Linked DNA regions of Homo sapiens: regions 1 and 2 are each linked to region 3. Evidence: chromatin loops called from intact Hi-C (ENCODE). Cell type or tissue: B cell. All regions are shown on one strand. Region 1 holds the start of FYTTD1 (forty-two-three domain containing 1). Region 2 has its middle 43 kb from the start of BDH1. Region 3 holds the start of MIR922 (microRNA 922).

The links. Peaks named below come from ENCODE experiments on the same cell type or tissue, not always from the same donor. Only the 100,000 strongest peaks of a DNase experiment are listed, where the experiment ranks them.
Region 1: a loop joins it to region 3, with 6 times the contacts of the local background. A loop is called at or near these places in 4 of 110 quality-filtered maps.
Region 2: a loop joins it to region 3, with 14 times the contacts of the local background. A loop is called at or near these places in 24 of 110 quality-filtered maps.

What each region holds. Positions count from the first base shown.
Region 1 is chr3:197,746,876-197,751,875 of GRCh38, reverse strand. FYTTD1 (forty-two-three domain containing 1) reads right to left here and starts at 1,993. Exons shown (of 9, transcript NM_032288.7): 1 at 1,802-1,993. The coding sequence starts at 1,904. It also overlaps a transcript of RUBCN not described here. RefSeq lists silencers at 1,487-1,756, 1,857-2,196 and an enhancer at 4,928-5,000. In B cell, a CTCF peak has its summit at 2,139; DNase peaks (open chromatin) are centred at 435, 1,255 and 2,055; H3K4me3 peaks cover 2,907 bases; H3K27ac peaks cover 2,875 bases.
Region 2 is chr3:197,596,508-197,601,507 of GRCh38, reverse strand. No RefSeq gene overlaps it. Among named protein-coding and RNA genes, the nearest start is that of BDH1, 43 kb to the right of the region's middle. In B cell, CTCF peaks have their summits at 2,078 and 2,279 (motif pointing left); a DNase peak (open chromatin) is centred at 2,297.
Region 3 is chr3:197,672,438-197,677,437 of GRCh38, reverse strand. RUBCN (rubicon autophagy regulator) reads left to right here. Exons shown (of 20, transcript NM_014687.4): 18 at 400-553; 19 at 1,923-2,016; 20 at 2,242-5,000. The coding sequence ends at 2,420. MIR922 (microRNA 922) reads left to right here and starts at 2,862; the gene lies at 2,862-2,942. In B cell, no CTCF peak of the experiment used is centred here; DNase peaks (open chromatin) are centred at 2,497 and 3,299; H3K27ac peaks cover 1,918 bases.

The sequences.
Region 1 (5,000 bases), 74 kb before region 3:
TTAATTAATTTAATTTAATGCTTAGTCCAGGACCTGAACTGAGACAATGTGGTTCTGGGTTCCGTGCTCTCCATCGCTAGAATCCTCACAGAGTTATGACGAGGATAAACTGAGTTAACATATAAAATGCTTAGTACAGGACCTGGTAGGTAGTAAGCACTCAATAAATATTCATTATTACATTATTTGTTGGCCTTACCTCAAAAGGTTTCTCTCTCTTTTTTGCGGGGGGGGAGAGCGGGGGGAGACAGGGTCTCGCTCTGCCGCCCAGGCTGGAGTGCAGTGGCGCAATCGGCTCACTGCAACATCCGCCCGCGGGTTCCAGCTATTCTCATGTCTTAGCTGGGATTACAGGCGCGCGGCCACCACGCCCGGCTAATTTTAGTATTTTTAGTAGACATGGGATTTCACCTTGCTGCCCGGGCTGGTCTCGAACTCCTGGGCTCAAGCCATCTGCCTGCCTCCGCCTCCGCCTTCAAAGGGCTGGGATTGCAGGCGTGAGCCACCGCGCCCAGCCCCAGCTTTCTCATTTCTTACAAGCTCACTACTAACCAGCAGCAAGGCAAGACTTGAGGCCAAACCTATTATTTCTGATCATTTGCTTAGTTCACATACTGGATTCTGACTGTGGCAATCGTAGAAATCAATAGTTCCCATCTCACCTGGAACCAAAAACGTTCCAGATAAACCACAACAAAAGACACACAAGACAAATGGGAAGAAATGAAAACCGAAAGAAGGTTTCCAAGACAGTTATCACTCTAAAGACCGTCCTGGGAAAGGGTACGCCTCGGAATCCACTAGTCAGGTACTTTTCAAATATCCGAAAAACTGCCAGCCAAACACCTGGCAGAGCTGACTTACACCCAACGCCATCACTTGAATCCCGACAAAAATATTCGTACTTTTAGCCCACCTAAGCTAACCACAGCGGCTGGTGCCTCGGTAGTGTCAGGGCTGGATTTTAATGGAATCACCAACCTCCCGGTTTTTATATAATCGGCAAGAAACCACGCCACCCTCTCAGATGCGCTCAAGAACCCCACGCTTTACCTGGCTTCTCAGCGAGCCACAGCAATCATCTCTCCTTCAAAGATGTTTGCTTTCTCCCCCATTAGCTAGCTCTGAGGCCTGGAGAGGGAGACTGTGCTTTTCTAGGCAGCGCTCAATACACAACCACATCCCACAGGCGGCCGAGCGCTGCTTCCTTTCTGACAGACGCTCCGGGGCCGCGGCCGGAGGTGGCCCCGAGAGTCGCGCCCGGCAGCCATGGCCGGCGCCGGCCTGGAACGCCCGGCGACCAGGGAAAGCTCCGGAAGCGCTGGTTTAACCGACCGCAGCCCCGGCCGGGCTCTCCAAGACCTTTCTTCAGAGAGAACGGCTCGGTCGGACCATTCCCCTCGCTCCCCGATAACGCCCACCGCGAACGCGCTCCGGGGAAACCGGCAGATCTTTCCTCACAAAGAGCCGGCGAGCGGCGAGCCGTAGCCCCTCCGGGGAGAAGAGACGCCCCCCGCGACCCTGCGAACCTTCGGGCCCGCAGCGCCCCTGCCCCCGCCTCCACAGCCCCTCCTCCGACTGCCGCGGCCGAGGGGACGCCCGGGTCCCTCGCGGTCCAGCCGGGCACCTGGCGTCGAGCCTGCGCTCCCGGCTGTCCTCCGGGCCTCCGCTCGGGTCCGCCCACCAGCGAGAAAACTCCGCCGGCAACTGCTGCCGACCGCCCCTGCCCCCACAAACCGCGCCGCCGGCTTCCACCCGCGCCCTCCCCCGCACTCCAACTCGGTCCAACTCGGCCCCTCACCCAAAGACATATCTATTTTGTCGAGGTTTTCATTGCTGCGGGCCTTCGGCGGCGGCGAAGAAGTCGCCGTGGCTCCCACCAACCGGGTACCAAACCGGTTCATGGCTGGAGACGTCGCGCCGAGAGCGGGCGCGGACAAGGCCGGAGTCGCAGGCCTGCCACCTCCCACTCGCGCACGCAGCCCGCCGCACCGAGGGAGCGCGCACGCGCCGGCGCCGTCCTCGGTCTCCACCCGCGGCTGCGGGCGGGGCGGGGCCACCGACACTCGCGGGCGACCAGAGCGGCCCCGCGCCGTGACTCGCTCCTAGCGGCCCTCGCAGGATCGGACGAGGCATTGCAGCCGCTGTGCTAGGCGCTCGCGAGGACCGCCGTTGTGAGCAGTTCGACTTTCCGCCCAAACTGGGGGATGCTAGACCGCGGGCACCTCTGAATCTTATGCCTTCAGTGATATAATCCTCCGTGTCCTTCGAGTCCCTCCTGCTGCAGACAGGTCCCCTATACTTCGGTACACACGAGCCTTTCGCGCCCACCGCAACGCAGCCTCGGGAGGCAGGACAGACCCCTGCGAGTGTAGATTGCAGCTGCATCCCAGCTCCCCCCTCCCTGGCACGCTCCTCCACCTACAGCTGCGCTGAGCTGCCGCATCTGAACGCAAAGCAAACGCTGCAGTGACGGTTCCTGCGTCACCTTAACTCCAAAGTAAATGCTAACGTTTCCCGTGTCTGTACCTTCTCTCAATCGGCACTCTCAAAACATCTGGCACGGTGTTCACTACCCTAATAAGACCTCAGCTTCCCTCGGGAGGGGTAAGTACCTCTGTTGATGTAGCTGCATTTTCTTCTAATTCATTTGCATTGGGAATGGATAGAAGGGTTCGTTTACTTTTTAATCATCCCTACGGGAAAACAGTTTAATATTTGATGAATTCCTGCATGATAACTTTTTTCCGTTTACAACATACGGTATTTACCTCTCTTCTTACCTCATTCTCCTTCCCTGAAGTAACTGCGTTTATGTGGAAGCGTTTAGGTTATATCACCCTCATACAGCTTAAAACTATCTCGGATATTTACATCTAAGGACAATACCAGATGCATTCTGTCCACCTAGAAATCTCTGTCGCCTTTCTCCTCTCCAATTCATAAAATGCAAAAATTCCTTTAGCATGGAAACCAGCCATCTCAAAACCACAGTAGCCTTTGCTTAATTTAGTCATGTCACAATGTCATGTGGCTTCCAACTTCAACACCAATGACACATTTACTATTTTTTGCTTGGGGATCCCATGTTTTAAAATATTTCTTATGCATGTCACACTTAAAAATTAAAGCCAGCTGTTCCAGCTCCCCTTTCCAGGCCTGAATTTAAAGCAAAGCTTGCAGTGACAATTTTGCGGTCACCTTAACAATAAAAGTAAATGTGAACGTTTCCTGTATATGTAGCATGGATAAAACCAGGAGTCTTCACACAGATTATGTTTCCAGCTGAACTCAAAGAACCATGACTTTTTTGTAAGCCTAGTAGTCTTATCTTGGGGAAATGTATGATTTTTGTTAGGCTTTTGGGAATATTCTAAATAACTTCTTATTCTCAAAGGTTAAGATGTCTCTTTTTTTTTATCATGACAAGGACATAACAATATAGGAAGAGTGAACCACACACCTATCAAGGGGCACAAGAAACTTTAATAGTGGAGGAAAGTTTGGACTCGGAAACTCAAGAACAATATTTGGCATGTCAAGGAGAATATCATGTATGTCCTTAGCATAATGTGCTTGATTTTACTACTCTCTCACCCTGAAGCCCCTTCATTTGTCTGGACTGCTAAAAACTAGAGAAACTGGCTCACGCCTGTCATCCCAGCACTTTGGGAGGCCGAGGCAGGCGGATCACCTGAGGTCAGGAGTTTGAGACCAGCCTGACCAACATGGTGAAACCCCTACTAAAAAATAAAAATAAATAAAAAAATAAAAAAATTAGCCGGGCATGATGGTGGGCACCTGTAATCTCAGCTACTTGGGAGGCTGAGGCAGGAGAATCGCTTGAACCCGGGAGGCGGAGGTTGCAGTGAGCTGAGATCGTGCCATTGCACTCCAGCCTGGGTGACACAGCAAGACTCCATCTCAAATAAAAAAAAAAAAAAAACTACAGAAACTGGGTTGTGGGCCCAGACCTGAGTTTTATTGAGTGATAACTTTTTCACTGACTTTAGTTATTCACTGTATGATTTTGGGAGAGTCTCTGGACCTCATACCCATCTTCAAAACCAGAAAAAGGAGTAAGAATAGTGAGTATGAAAAGTATATTTAAAATCCTCTAAGCACAAGTCATTTTTCTCCACATTCACCTTCTGTCACTAGAAATAACTTCTACCATCTCTGCTCATTTGTGAGAGTAAACTACAGAGAGGATCCTTAGGTTAAGTTCTTAATTTTATGGAAGAAAATTAATGCAATTAGAGTTTGGAGGCATTTTGTACTTCAGGTATTTATAGGACAGATAAAAATCCCAAATGTATAAAATCCTCCCTACCACTAATATAATAAAGATTCTCGACCTGGTGCAGTGGCTCACGCTTGTAATCCCAGCACTTTGGGAGGCCGAGGCAGGTGGATCACTTGAGCCCAGGAGTACGAGACCAGCCTGGGCGACATCGTGAGACCCTGTCTTAAAAAAAAAAAAAAGATTCTCTTTTATCCTGATCTTCTCCCCCAAACCAAAGCCTTATCCCCAGTCTCTATAGTGCAAAAGGCCATGCTGCAGTATTTGATTAAACAGTCCTAGCTGTTGTGTTTCAGACTTTCAGGTTTCCCCAAGGGCTGAGAGTCTTGGGGCCTAGGAGCCATCCCCAGATTCCAGAGGGAAAGGCAAGAAAGCAAGAGTGAAGCATTGTGGGTAATGGCAGGTCTTTTCATACACAAAACAGAAAATAGCAACCCGAGACACACACAGTAAAAATAAAGAGGAAGACAAGCCAAGAAATCGGAACTGGGTCCTGTCCAAGAAGTCCATCAGCCAACCACAAGGGCCAGGGTTAAAAGGTCAACCCTGCAATTTTCTGGGGCAGGAGAGGTAGCTATTCATTTAATCATATATTCATTGAGCATCAGGCACTGTAATAGGCCCTGGGGATTAAAAAAAAAAAAAGTGAGCAAGACGGATGCACACCCTATCTTCACACAGCTTGAAGAGCAAAGAA
Region 2 (5,000 bases), 76 kb after region 3:
AGTTATTTAAAAAAAAAACAAACAGATGCCTTTTAAGGGTTATTATGTTTCAAAATGTCAACTTGTTAGAGCTAAGGATCCTCCCTGTGTTCCAGAAAAACACGCTTCTCCCAAGAGAGGTGGCCTTGGCTTAATTCCATTCAGCAGTGAGGTTAATTTGGACAATTTGATGGATGAGTAGTTACTAAGCACCCACCGTACCCCGTGAGTCCAGGTTTGTGGGCAATGCTAGGATGAATCAGCCATGGCGCCTGTCCGTGAGAGGCTCTCCTCTAGCTGAAGAGAGAGTGACTTTAGTTCTGTGATGGCACAGACCTAGTACCATAGTGTCTGGATGACTCAGCTCCCGATGACGCTCGGCTTGAAGGGTCTGTTGAGGGAGGACCTCCAGATCACTTTGCATCTGGGAAATGGGTTAGTTACCCTATTTCCTCCCAGTGGGAAGAGGAGGGGCTGCACTCTGCCAGGTACCCTGGGCTTCATGTGGGAGCAACTGCTATCTCTTCCCCTGCTGACGACACAAAGGGCTGTGCTTCGCTTTGGACATGTCGCGCGCTCGTGTGTAACCAGCTGGCTGAGACCCACCATCGGGCCTGGAGGAAGAAAAGCGCAGGGTGCTGCAGGGGAGCAGTTGGCGTCTTTTCTCCACTCCACAGGCCAGGGTCGGAGGGCTCATGGTGGGTGATAGTGCAACCTGCCTCGGCATCTGAGGGATCGCACATGGGGCTCAGAGGCAATGCTCACTTCTCCTGGTTGTTGTTTTTTGTTTGTTTTGACACCCTTGCCTCATTTAAAACTTTTCAGGTGGGGCACGCTGGCTCATACCTGTAACCCCAGCACTTTGGGAGGACAAGGCTGGCAGATTGCTTGAGCTCAGGAGTTCGAGACCAGCCTGGGCAACATGGCAAAACCATATCCTACAAAAATACAAAAATTAGCTGTGGCACACTCCTGTGGTCCCAGCTACTCCCGGGAGGCGGAGGCTGCAGTAAGCCAAGATCACACCACTGTACTCCAGCCTGGGCGACAGGGAAACCCTGTCTCAGAACAACAACAACAAAACTTTTCAGCTCAGGCAGTTTTCTTTTCAACCCCTGCATTTTTTGTTTGTTTGTTTGTTTTTTGCGGAGGAAGGCAAGTATTGTTCCTGTACAAAACAGGCTGCCGGGTGCCGTATGGGAGCGCCGCCTCCAGGTGAGCCATCCTGGGTTCCAGTCCAGCCTCTATTCACTTCAGGTGGGTGTTTTACCTCTAAACCTCAGCATTGCCATCTGCACATAGAACCAGCCTTTCTGGTTTCCAGCTGAAAATAGGTTATGACTAGAAAAGTAAAGAATGTTGAATTGGGCCGGGCGCGGTGGCTCACGCCTGTAATCCCAGCACTTTGGGAGGCCAAGGCGGGCAGATCACCTTAGGTCAGAAGATCCAGACCATCCTAGCTAACACGGTGAAACCCCGTCTCTACTAAAAATACAAAAAATTAGCCGGGCCTGGTGGCGGGCGCCTGTGATCCCAGTTACTCAGGAGGCTGAGGCAGGAGAATGACGTGAACACGGGAGGTGGAGCTTGCAGTGAGCCGAGATCGCACCACCGCACTCCAGCCTGGGAGACAGAGCGAGACTCCGTCTCAAAAAAAAACAAAAAAAAATAGTGTAGAATTGCCTTTTGGAAGTACCCTCCCTTCCTTTTTACACAGACAGCCGGGGCTTGGTGAGGAAAGCTTGCCCAGGAACCCAAGGGAGCGAGAACAACAGACAAGCCAGGCAGCCCCGGCTACGATGGCTCTTACCGGGCACCTGAGCCTTCTTTAGACAGGGTCTCTATTTGCAGAGAATGAGCGGCCAATTACGAATGAATGTGCTTGCCTCTGCATGCATAGCCCCTCACAGTTTACACACACATTAGTCACTCTGCAGGCTGCACAGGCTTCTGTCGCTCCCAGATGTTCATCGCTCCTGGAAACGATTCGGTCTTTCCCAGCCCAGCGCCAGGCAGCTCCTCAGATCCCAAGGCACTTGGCTTCCCCTGGAGCACAGCGTTCTCTCCACGGGGATGGCTGGGCAGGAGAAAGGACTCTGAAGATGGGCCTGTCCCTGCCTCCAGCCCAGCTCTGCTTCCCCTCAGCAACCTTGGGCCTCCGTTGGGGCTGGGTGGGCTCAGCCTCCTCCTCTGCCTTAGAGCAGTGCCTTCCCACGTGGGGCGAGGTCCCCCCGGAGTTGTCATCTGTGATCAGGGCATTTTAAGCAGAAGCTGGAGCTCTCCCTTTGGTGGACTCTTGTCCGATGCTGGAGAAGGGCGACCTCTAGTGTTGGTTCATAGAAGCGGCATAGCGGCTTCTTCCTGCCTCTGAGCCCTGCTGGGACCTGTCTGCAGAGGAGAGGGTCCCGCAGCTAAACTGGCTGTGCCAGGAGAAAGGTGGGGAGGTCAGTACTGTCCTCGGCATGGGGAAAAGCATAGCAGGATGTGAGCAGGCAAACGCTGGGGTGGCATGCTCTGTGAGGGAGCCGACTGCATGGTGACTGACTTTCAGGGTCTCATCATCTTCATCAGCACCACCCCATTTTTTTGAGATGGACAATCACATTTGTTCCAGTCTTCAGTAAAGTGCCTTACAATTCCGGATTAAAGTCCCCCTGACCTTCCCTTCTAAACAGATTTGCCCAACCTAAGCCCCTCCTATAAAGAATTGAACAGCTGGTCGGGCGCGGTGGCTCAGGCCTGTAATCCCAGCACTTTGGGAGGCCAAGGCGGTGGATCATGAGGTCAGGCGTTCAAGACCAGCCTGGCCAACATGGTGAAATCCCATCTGTACTAAATATACAAAGATTAACTGGGTGTGGTAGCTCGCTCCTGTAGTCCCAGCTGCTCAGGAGGCTGAGGCACGAGAATCGCTTGAACCTGGGAGGCGGAGGCTGCAGTAAGCCGAGATCGTGCTATTGCACTCCAGCCTGGGAGAGAGAGTGAGGCTCTGAGCTGCGACTGGCCACAAGACACGATGTCCACAGTACTGAGGAGGCACAGGCTTTGGGAAATAAAGTGGGATAGGGCTGCATGATGGGAGAGGGCTCACCCATTCCCTTCCCACACCCACAAATACGTTCAGAACCTTTGTTGTTGTTTCCTGTGGCTTATCATCTATCTCTACTCTGTGTTATTCTGCTGAGTTTGATGAGACCCAGAACTGCTGCACCAACCAGGTCTAATCGACCGCTATTTGTATATAATTTTTGGCAAACCTGTTTCCAACTACAGGTAGGGTGCCTACCCATCTCGGTTTGCCTGGGACAGTCCTGGCTTATATCTATCACCTGGCACATTTATGAATAGTTTTCTCCCTCTGAAAAGACTCCCATTTCGATGATAAATTACACAATCCCCCTATTCACAGATAGTCTCCCTAAGAAAACTTAGGCATTAGGATTTAGAAGATATGGGAGATAATGCCAGGACTTTGAGATTTAAATGGTTATTATAATCTTGGCATAATTAGCTCCAAGCTTCCTGGCAGTTAAACAAAAGAAAAACATGAAGTGTTAGAAAGTTGATTCTGCCTTATAAAATGACGCATATTACATCTTCTGGAGGGACATATTTATCAGGCACTAACTTTCAGGAGGATTTTTTCATGTAAACTGTTATATAAGGAACACTAAGTAACATAAGGGACTAGGTCCTCCGTGGGGTTTTTGCAGAAGCTTTTATGTGGCCATCTTCTTTATCTTGATGCTCAAAAATGACTGTGCTTTTCCAATTCTCTTTCTCTGTGAAAAGTGGGGAGGCAATAAAAATGATTTCACAGGGATTAACTGAGCTCTTATGGCTCAAAGGCCAAATAAACGATAAACATCAAAACATTATCATTTTCATGCATACCATCTTGTCCAAACCTCTTCCTTTAGTGATAAGAAAGCCAAGGTTCAGAGAGGGAGGAGTGACATGGTTAATCAGTGGCAAAACTGACTGGCCTTAAGAGTCCTGTTTCATTCCGAATGCTAACACAACTTCAAATTGCTGTCACCAAGACACTGTTGAAATTCCGTCAGGCCACCAGTGTGGGGTGGGAAGAGGATACAGAAAAAAAATCCAGAAGCCTGAGTTTTGAACCATAGTGGGCATGGTGGCCCAGATGCAGAGGCTAGAAATTGTTTCCAGTCATCGTCATTAAAAAAAAGTTATTAACGCCAGGCATGGTGCCTCACGCCTGTAATCCCAGCACTTTGGGAGGCCGAGGCAGGCGGATCACCTGAGGTCAGGAGTTTGAGACCAGCGTGGCCAACATGGTGAAACCCCGTCTCTACTACAATTACAAAAAATTAGCTGGGTGTGGTGGCGGGCACCTGTAATCCCAGCTACTTGGGAGGCTGAGGCAGGAGAATCGCTTGAACCCGGGAGGCAGAAGTTGCAGTGAGCGAAGATTGTGCCACTGCACTCCAGCCTAGGCAACAAGAGTGCAACTCCTTCCCAAAAAATAAATAAATAAATAAAATAAATGTTATTAACATGTTTTAGCAAAATAAAATCTTGTGGTGTTTGCTTGGTTGAAAGAATAAGGTATATATATATTTGCAAGTTAAAAAAAGGCAAAGAAAAAAAGGAAAGAAAGAAAAGAAAAGAAGAGGCTGTTCCCAGTCTGGTTTCACGCAGCCTGAGGGCCTCGTTCCAGCAGTGGATTTTCCAGCATTATCGCACGACCTTCTTTTCTGCTTCTTCTCTCCTGGCCAGTGCGTCTCAAAGTGTGGTTCCCAGACCAGCAGCATCACCAGCACCCAGAAACTTTTTAGATATGCAAATTCTCAGGTCCCACTGCAGACCCACTGAATCAGAAACTGGGAGTGATTTTGTTGCACATGGAGGTTTGAGAACCCCTGTTCCAGGCTGTTCTTAGGGTCCTGCTTGGCTTCAGAGAGAAGAGAAGCAAACTCCTGGCACTTCTCCCTGTTGCGGCCCATCCCCTCACGCCAGCCCCTGCCCCTGCCCCTGCCCCTGCCAGGCTGTCCTTT
Region 3 (5,000 bases):
CTCCGAAAGGGACACATCCCCGCGCTTGGCTCTTGTTATGTAACGAAGGAGAGTAGAGAGATTTTGCAGAACTGTAAAGTGGTAAACAGGAGGCCACAGCAGTAACTGTATCTGTGTCCTTCTCTCTGGAAGGGGATCTGTGGTCATTCCATCCAGGACAGGCCACCTCTCTTCCCAGGCTGGGTCTCACATGGGCCACTCTGCAGGAGCCTATAAATCAGTCACTCCTGCCATCCAGACACCTAATAGCGTGGAACGGCTGCGGCGGCCTGGAACCTTGGGCTGGCTGATGGGTGCCCACCCTCATTACTTTCTGCAGTTTCTGGATAGGGATCCTTCTACTACGATGTGGCACATGCACTGTTCATTCCCTCACCTGCCTCCTGTCACTCCCTGTAGGCTTCTGGATTCCTTTGACACAGTCCCAGGCCACCTGACAGAGGACCTCCACCTGTACTCACTGAATGACCTGACTGCGACCAGGAAGGGGGAGCTGGGGCCCCGGCTTGCTGAGCTCACCAGGGCAGGGGCTACCCATGTGGAGAGATGCATGGTGAGAAAGTCTCACTGTAGCATGCAGCTGAGCCCTTGCTTTTAGGGATACAGGGAGGGGGGTGGACCTGGGGTTCTTGCCACTTAGCTTGAGGAAGTTGAAATGGCCAGTCAGCACTGGGAGAGGAACTGGAAAGGGCTGCTGTTCCTTAGCCTGGAGAGCAGCCAAATCATCCTGATCTAAAGAACCTCGAGTGAGGGGAGGAGCTGGTGCTGGCTGTGGTCCTGGGTAGCTCCGGGCAAGACCGAGTAGACTTTCACTCAAGAAGTGTTGGCCAGGCACGGTGGCTTAGGCCTCTCATCCCAGCAATTTGGGAGGCCGAGGTGGGCGGGTCACCTGAGGTCAGGAGTTCAAGACCAGCCTGACGAACATGATGAAACCCCATCTCTACTAAAATACAGAAATTAGCCGGGCATGATGGCGGGTGCCTGTAATCCCAGCTACTCGGGAGGCTGAGGCAGGAGAATTGCTTGAATCCAGGAGGCGGAGGTTGCAGTGAGCCGAGATCATGCCACTGCACTCCAGCCTGAGCGACAAGAGTGGAAAAAAAAAAGGCAGTTGTCATGATGTGAGAGGAGAGCTCTGGATTGGAATCGAGAGGGAGTCTACCCTCGGCCGTCATTTGTTGTTCTCAGTCATTATGACCAAAATAAATACTTTGTCCCCTCTGAGGCCTCGATTTTCTTGGCTCTAAGATGAAGAGAATAATTTACTTTCTTCTCAGTATTTTTGAGGGTTGATGGGGTAATTTGTATGACAGCGTTTTGTATACTTTATGTATTCCTCAAACGCACGTCGTTATTGTCGTCATCTACTCAACATGTTGAAAATGCAGAAATTACACTTTTAGAACTTCCTGTCTTAGCCTATGCCCAGTTTATGTTCCTGTGACCGTCCCATAATTCGAGCTGGGCACAGGTAGGAAACCCTGTGTGTCTGGGAGGAACTGGAAATCCTTCACTACAACCTGACTCCAGGCTTGGAGCTGTGTTTGAGGAACAGCCTCGTCTCCACATTTTATCTTAATTGCTTGTGGTTCCTATTCTGAAATAAAATCATGACCCAGATGGGACTGTCGGCTTAGGAAGCCCTTTGTGGTGCCATTTCCTCCTTCTCCTCTCTTCATGGAGAGCCGCGCTGGGGGTCGGAGCTTCTCCGGCTGGTGCCTGTCTGATCTTCTGCCTAAAGCTTTGTCTAACGCTGCCCGGCCCTGGTCCTAGTTTAGCTTTCATGCTTCTGAGTCCAGCCCAGGCCTCCTCCCTGTGGGCAGCAGAACCCTGTAGACCACTCCCCTCCTCGGTGTTCACCCTCCCGTGCCAGTTCCTGATGTGCCGCTCCTCATTTTGCCATCTGTGTTTTTCCTCCCCAGCTCTGCCAAGCCAAAGGCTTCATCTGTGAGTTCTGTCAGAATGAGGATGACATCATCTTTCCCTTTGAGCTCCATAAGTGCCGGACCTGTGAAGGTGAGGGCAGGTGCAGGCATCGGGCAAGTGAGCCTGAACACAGGGCTCCTTGATTCCCCAGAGCCACCCCTGTTAGCAAGAGTTCGGTGCCACTCAGCACCTCGCGGGGCCTCCCCAGGGGACACCACGCCTTGGTGGCGAGAAGGGGCTGTGGCAGCAACTGACCTCTAGCTGGAGATAATACAAATTGTTTTCTTCTCTCCCCCACCTTCCCAACCTGAGTAGAGTGTAAAGCGTGTTACCATAAAGCCTGCTTCAAGTCTGGAAGCTGTCCGCGCTGCGAGCGGCTGCAGGCCCGGCGGGAGGCACTGGCCAGGCAGAGCCTGGAGTCTTACCTGTCAGACTACGAGGAGGAGCCCGCGGAAGCGCTGGCCCTGGAAGCCGCCGTCCTGGAGGCCACCTGAAGAAAGCACGTGCAGCCCTCCCTCCGGGCCGGGTCACACCTGTTGCAGAACTGAGCCACTCTTTGAAGGACTCGCCCCACCTGGGGCTTCTTTTTTTTTTTTTTTTTTTAATTATCATCATCTTTTTTTTTTTTTTTACTGACTTGTCTGACGTCTGTGTGCAGTCAGCCGTCGGCAGGTTGATGGGTCCAGAGTCTGTGGTGACAGATAATTTGTAAACACCAGGTGTTTCCATCAGAACTGACATGCGGGTCCTTCAGTGAAGCTTCTAGTGCCTCTGTCAGTGGAAGAGACAGCAAGACCAAGTTCTTCCAGCGTCTGTGGCCTTCTCCTCTAGGTTTCACCTGCATGTCAGGTATCATTTCCAATTTTCCTTTGTTTCAGTTCTGGAGCTTCTGAGCCAGGCCTTTCTCAACCACCTCTCCTGCTGCTGAAACGGGGATGGCGTTTTCCCTCTCCCTGTCCTGGACTGGGGTCAGACTGTGCCCCGAGGAGAAGCAGCAGAGAATAGGACTACGTCATGGGCATTTCGTCCACTTATTTGGGTATTTTGGGGGCCACAGAACAATCCTGACTATCCTAGACTCCTCAGAGACCTCAGAGGCAGCTGTGAATGTCCCTATGTTGCCGGGAGTTCCTGTTTGAAATATTTGAAGCATAGAGGATGCCACAAGCTGACTTTCTTCATCTACCTTGGTGATCTTGAAGCAAAGAACAGAACTGATGCTCAGGCCAGGCTCACCTGTAGCCTTACGCCGCAAGCATACGTGAGGCGCCAGCTCTGTCGCTGAAGGAGCGCTTACTCAGAGGAGCGGTCGGCCCCCTCTTGGTGTTAAGGTCTCTTAGTTAACCTGGCTTTTTGGTGCAGGTGTGATCTTTGAAGCTCAGGCAGGTCCCTGATGCCATCCTAAGGTGAGGACAGGAACCTCACCCACCATCTTCTTAGCGTGTCCCTGATGACTCTGTCCTCTGTTAGATGGTCGTTGTGCTTCTGAGTAAAAGTACAACCCGACTCCGTTCTCTCCCCTTCCTGCAGCAGAGCTGGGTCCTTCCCTGGTGGCCGAGTCTCTCTTGCCTTAGCTTCTTTGGTCAAAGTTGGAGAAAAGCTTCCTGCTATTAGTGCTGTTACAGAACTTGACGGTTTGTGGATGTGAGTGTGAATGTCCCTGTGTTCTTGGGATAACAAGAGCCTTTATGCCAATTATGCACTTAACTCTGTGTAGCCTGGTAATGTTTATCTGTTCATTTGATAATGCTGATTTTAGTGTGCTGCCCCCCTCCCCCCGTTAATGTGTGTTGATGGTGAAGTCCTTTTGATAATGCTGATTTTGGTGTGCTGCCTCCCCCTTCCCCCCCGTTAATGTGTGTGTTGACAGTGAAGTCCTTGGGTGGGGCCATGTGTGTGTTTGTGATGTTCCTTAAGTTGATGCAGCTTCTAACCTCTGTGAAAACACTGGTCAGAGTGGCTTCTCCAAGAGCTGGCAGCTCTGTGAACTAAAGCCTGCATCATTTTTGTTCTGGGATTGAATTCTGCCCATGGGCATGTCTTCTCATAGTTGCTTGCTGGTAGGAAAGAAATGGGCGTGGGTGCTGCCCTGGAAGCTGAGCGGAAAGTTGCCTGTGGTTGGTGGAAGCTGATGAGAGCTTGAGCTGGCGGTAAGAAGGAGTCTCCCAGGGAAGTGGGAGAGGCATTAAGGTGATGGCCAGGGCTGAGGCTCCACCAGCGTGAGAGGGAACATGTGGGAACTGGCCCCTGCCCTTGATTCCTCTGCCTCAAAGTTGGGATCTGAAAGCCATGTAGGGCTAGAAGACCCTGAGGCTGTTCTCCCTTCTGTTCATAGTGAGACTCAAAAAGCCAAGTCCCAGAAGTTCTGAAGGGCTGTGACTAGAAGTGCCCAGGTCCTTCAGGGAGCTTTAAGAATGACCCCACAGAACTCAAGTTTAACTAGGGGTTAGGTCCCAGATTCAGACCCAGGAGTTTATAAAAATGAGCTCTACTTCCAGTTTTGGTTTAAATTACACATCCAGGCCAGGCACAGTGGCTCACACCTGTAATCCCAGCACTTTGGGAGGCCAGTGCGGGCGGATCATGAGGTCAGGAGTTTGAGACCAGCCTGGCCAATGTGGTGAAACCCTGTCTCTTCCAAAAATACAAAAATTAGCTGGGCGTGGTGGCACACGCCTGTAATCCCAGCTACTTGGGAGGCTGAGGCAGGAGAATCGCTTGAACCTGGGAGGCAGAGGTTGCAGTGAGCCGAGATTGCGCCACCGCACTCCAGCCTGGGTGACAGAGTGAGACTCCGTCTCAAAAAACAAAAAGGTGACACATCCAGCTCTTTCTCCAGGTCACTGCGCTGGAGGACAGATGTGCCGTCTTGTCCTGCCTGTTTCACATCAGCATAGGATCAAAGGATGACAATGCTGACAGCTTCTGAAGCCGAACTCAACAGTCTCATAGGCTCCTCACTTGTCACTTATTTTTCCCTAGCTCCCTCAACCGCACCCCATCCCTTTAGATCGTGCGTCTGTTTTAGTGACTCTGACACGATGCCGTCCTCACCTTCCAAATACCCAGTTATT